Regions from separate parts of the Mus musculus genome. Here region 1 is linked to region 2. Evidence: chromatin loops called from intact Hi-C (ENCODE). Cell type or tissue: heart. All regions are shown on one strand.

Region 1 (2,500 bases), 100 kb after region 2:
TTTGTCTCTGTTTTTCTTCCATCTCGATCCTGACCACTAGATGAAATTAATATTTGGATAGATTTGTCTTTGGGCCAGTAAGCTCAAATCCTGGATAGAGGTAAACAGCATTAAGCAACGTTTTGTTTGTTGTTTGTCTTGTTAGATTGGCCCAAACCTAGACATCACTGGGACCAGGTACTCTTCATTGAGAATATGTCTCCATAGGATTGGCCTGTAGGCAAGTCTGTAGGCCTTTTTCTTAATTAGTGATTGGTGTGGGAGAGCCCAGCCCATTGTGGGTGGGGCCACTCTGTCAGGTGATTCTAGGGTGTTTTAGAGCGCAGTCTGAGCAAGCCTTGGGGAGCGAGCTAGTAAGCCGCAGTGGTCCACAGCCCCTCCATCAGCTCTTGCCTTCAGGTTCCTGCCCTGTTTGAGTTTCTGTTCTGACATTCCTTCATGATGGAATGTGATGTGGAGGTGTAAGCCACAAGAAACTCTTTCCTCCCAACCAGTTGCTTTTAGTCACTGTGTTTTATCACAGCAATGGAAACCCTACCGAAGACGGAGGGGTTACCTAACATTTTTAAGACCCCAAAGCTCACTTCAGTAAGCGTTAGCGCTTATATGGCAGGAGTACTTAGTAAGAATCTGGGCTTGTGCTGAGTGTCACGTGTGGGTTATCTCATTTGTCATCATCACATCACATTACAACAAAGCTTGAGGTTCAGAGAGACCGAACCGTTTGCCCAAGCTAACGCCGATACTGACGTGCAAACCCACACGGCCAGGACTTGAATCGCCAAACTCTTTGGAGCCCTCCCAATGTATAATAGAGGTATGCTTACAGACACATGACTCAAATGTCTCATTAACTGTCCTCTGGCTTCTCTTAAATGCCCAACTGCATAGCTAGCTATCACCAAGTTTTATCATCTATAAAAACTCCTATGGCTGTCTGGCTAGGAATAGGTATTTCTGAGTTTCACAGTTCTCCATGAAACAGATGGATTTAAAAAAAAAATAAAGAAGAAGAAGTCTGTGTGCCGCACTGGATTTTGAAATGCCAGCTTGAGCACCGGCAGAGAGGAAGATCACACAGCATCTAGGGTGAAAAATAAAAGCCTTTGTGAACAGTGGCTCTGCTCGTTGGCGCCACCTATCAGTAAAATGCTGGTAATTGCTTCCAGAAAGAAAATGAAATTTGCCCAAGTACAACTTATTGGAAGTCTTGGGTGTCAAGTGTTGTTGCCTGCTTATCTTTTTCTTTCCTACAAATCCTAACTGGGAAGTGCCTTTATTTTAAGAATTAGAAATGTAGAGTTCATAACCAACTTGCCAACGAATTTGACCCTAACTTGTGTTCTTGGAACCTTTATTTATACTACCAGTTCTTGGTAGCCTGTGCCTTCTGCATCCTCTTGCATTTGGAATCACGGATGCTCCACACTTCATCGAAACTCTGTTGAGACTGGAAGAAAGCATAGCAGCAGTGTTTGTGTGTGGGGGGGGGGTGTCCACAGGCTGGAGCTCTCCACCCCCACAGTGTTGCCCAACTCTTGGCACAGGGCTCCTGGCTCAGGTAGCAGTGCAGAAGCTCTCGCATGGCTGGATGGAAAAATGGCAGCTCCTCCTTAAAATGAGGACCATTCTTTTCTGACTAGATGCTGCCCTGGAGCACACTAGAGCAGTCTGAATGAGGCTAGAAGCTCCGGTGAGCTTTGTGGCATTGTTAACTTACTGTAATGACTAGTGCTATCAGTCAACTTGACAGCATCTAGAATCACCTGGGAGATGGACCTCTGGGCATGTGTGTCAGGATTATCTTGATTGAGATTATTAAGGTGGAAAGATCCATTCACTTCAGGTGGTATGGTTTCCTGACTGGGACGTCAGACTGTGTTAGCAGGAGGAAGGGGCAGAGCGTTGGGGAGCATGCATCCATCGCTCTGTGCCTCTTGGATGTAGGTATGAGGATGTGGCGCGACCAACTACTTCAAACTCCTGTTGCTATGGCTTCTCTCTCGTGGTGGGTTGAACCCTTGAACTGTAGGCTAGAATCAATCCCATTTCTCTTAAGTAGATTCTCTCAGTGTGTTCAATCATAGCATCATGAAAAGCAACTAGGACATCTACCTCACCCCCGTTCCTCTTCTTTTGTTATCACAATAGCCACACAGAAGCCTCACAAAACCTTAGTGGCTTTGAAGATTGGCATCCTAGCAGCCTGGGGAAAGCAGAGCATATTTGCATTGCAGCCCAAACTCTTAACTGCAGAGAACTGACTGATGCTATTTGATCTATCTGAGAGCTCCCTGAAGATCTCTATGCCTAGATTATTGTTTTTCAAATAAAATCTAGTTGAAATTCTAGTGTATAAATGGGTTTTATTATAATACATATATCATATATATAATTTGTTCTTTGCTCATGTTTACCTTTCCACCACTTTGCCTGTCCCTTCTCCTCACTCCTGTTGGTCCTCTTCTTTTTCTAAATAGTACCATTCCTTCTGCTTCTA
Region 2 (2,500 bases):
AGGCCCAACTTGGGAGGCTCTCAAAGGTGTTGAGACACTCAGGTAGTTTAACTCAGGAGCTCAAAACTTCGCGTGCAGATTATCAGAATGCTTTATAGCCATTCAGACCCGAGCTGAGAGGAGCTGGCAATGAAGCAGATATTGTTAAGGAGATGAAAATGGTTCACATAAAACCCCAAAACTGCGCACCCAATACAGTTAAACTGTTCAGGTTCTTTAAATGCTAAAAGCAAGCTAGTCCTATAAGGTACAAAATTTAAGTTACTCCAGCACTGGTAGTCACTAAACCTCTGTTCTCAGCCTCCCAAATCTTTTCTCTACCTTTCTAGAGTTAGTGGGTTCTGGGAGGGGTGTTGAGGAGTTCATGTGGGTGTAATCTTTCATACAAGTGCTAACATTTTATACACTGTTTATAGTTGTTGGGTTTTTTTTTTTTAGTCGCATAATGAAAAAACAACGGTCGCTTAATGGAGCCAGGAGTGGTGGTCTATAATCTGAGCACTCAGGAGGTTGAGGCAGAATTGCCACTAATTTGAGGCCATGTGTTGTGCTACAGTGTCAAACTGCTGCCCGCCTACTCCCTAAAAAGGATTAAAAGCACATAAATATATCTTGAGGATTTTCCTGCCTGGATGTCTACAGAGCTATTTCCCAGTTATTGCTCTTTCCAAGTGTGGTCCAACCATCTTCCTCGTTTCCATGAACTGAGCTCGTTGATGTGACGCTGTCTCAGGCATTTAGGTTATTTTACCCCCTTGCCTTGGCTGCGGCGTTATGATGCTTCTAGGGGGGCCTCAATTCCCAGGATAAATTCCGAGTTACAGATTTCCAAGGGCTGTTGAAACTCCTAAAAGTCCTTGAAGTCTGAAGAGCTGAATCTGACGCTGCAAACTTCAGATCCACGTTGACCAAAGCAGCACCCGCGCACCCCGCGATCTGCACCCGCTCCTCCTGCAGTGCAGCCCCTGGGCTGTGCAGCCCTGTCCCGGACGCCCGGGCACGTGCGATTCCACGTGAGCCTCCCGCCCGGAGCGCAGGAGCCCAGTACGCATGCGCCTCCCGCCACTGAAAGTAGGTCAGGCTCCTCCTCTCACGTGACCCGCTCCCCTTAGCTACCCTCGGCGCCTCCCCGCCTGGGCGCAGCCGAGATGCGCTCGGCAGTCAACGTGATGGGGCCGGGAGCGGGCGGGCGCGGGCAGGGGCGGGCCAGCCGCGGGAGGATTTGTAGGTTATCCTCCCTTCAGAGCTCTTGATCGGGAGTCGGGCGGGCAGAAGCGAACGCCGGGCGATGTGACTAGGAGCAGAGCTTGAAATTGGAGTGGGGAGGAAAGTGGCCTGGGAACGCATGTCACAGGCAGGCTGACTCCACTGGTCTCCATCTACAACACCGTTTGCAAGGAAAGAGCAAACCTGGGTCACCCTGAAGTGAAAACAGTTTCAAGGACCCTTTTGCAATCCTTTGCCCCAGTACCTGAGGGCAACTCCTATGTTCGGGTAAACAAAGTTTGAAAGAAAATACAAAGGAGGTTAATGGAATTTTGCAGGAATGTCTCACAGTCCCCCTTTCTAATCTTCCACCCACTAACCTCAGAAAACTCCCATTCCAAAGCACACTTTCCCCTTTCTATAGGAGGTTGTGGAAGAAGTGGGGTGATGGGCAGAAAGGGTTGTGACAGGGGTGGATATGGGCTGTGAACCCAGTTCTTAGACAGCTGAAGCCAAATGGTACGCATTCGAAGTAATTGCTTCCTGTGCCCCCTCTCTGATTTATTATTATTATTTTATGTTTTACGTATTCACTTTGCATCCTGCTCACTGCTCTCCTCCCAGTCAACCCCCTCCTCCCTCGCCTTCTCCCTCTGACTTTGAACTTGTTGCATGCTACCTCTGTCTCAATGAGTGCGATCCAGAAGAGAGACTGACAGGCCAAATCAATGGGTTACCATGCAGCAGGCTATATAAATCTCTTGACTGAGGTGTGCCCAGGAGTTATGTAAGTAGGGGAAGAGGGGCGTCCAAGTGCAGGGGTGGGTACCCTGAGTTCTGAAGGCTTAAGTGGGAGTGAGCTGGCAGAGACGCTAGGCAGAGGGGGTGGGAAAGTGTTCCAAACAAAGAGAACTACTAATGGTTGCATAATATTTCCCTGGGGAGTTTTTACTAGAATTGTCTTAGCCATGCGCATGGCTGAAATGTATATTCTTTTTGTGATTGTGATTCTAAGCTGGCTATAAAAGAATGTCCGTGGCCATGGTGTTTCTCTCCTTGGTCTTAGGAAACTCCTGTGAGTCAGATTGCCATGAAAAATACATGCAACTTTCTTGTGACCTTTTCAGAACTGAGGATGGAACCTGGTACTTATACTAAGTAAACAAGGAGTAGACCATTAAGCTACCTCCTCGGCCCTATGTATAGCCCTGGCTGTCCTGGAACTCACTTTGTAGACCAGGCTGGCCTTGAATTCAGAAATCTGCCTGCCTCTGCCTCCCAAGTGCTGGGACTA

The links. A loop is a pair of places that touch in the nucleus more often than their neighbours do. Peaks named below come from ENCODE experiments on the same cell type or tissue, not always from the same donor. Only the 100,000 strongest peaks of a DNase experiment are listed, where the experiment ranks them.
Region 1: it touches region 2 in a loop (2.7-fold over the local background); 4 of 42 quality-filtered maps call a loop at or near these places.

What each region holds. Positions count from the first base shown.
Region 1 is chr11:90,316,278-90,318,777 of GRCm38, reverse strand. No RefSeq gene overlaps it. Among named protein-coding and RNA genes, the nearest start is that of Mmd, 68 kb to the right of the region's middle. In heart, a CTCF peak has its summit at 1,139; no DNase peak of the experiment used is centred here.
Region 2 is chr11:90,416,708-90,419,207 of GRCm38, reverse strand. No RefSeq gene overlaps it. Among named protein-coding and RNA genes, the nearest start is that of Hlf, 27 kb to the right of the region's middle. In heart, no CTCF peak of the experiment used is centred here; DNase peaks (open chromatin) are centred at 1,127 and 1,957; H3K4me3 peaks cover 1,081 bases; H3K27ac peaks cover 1,067 bases; H3K27me3 peaks cover 95 bases.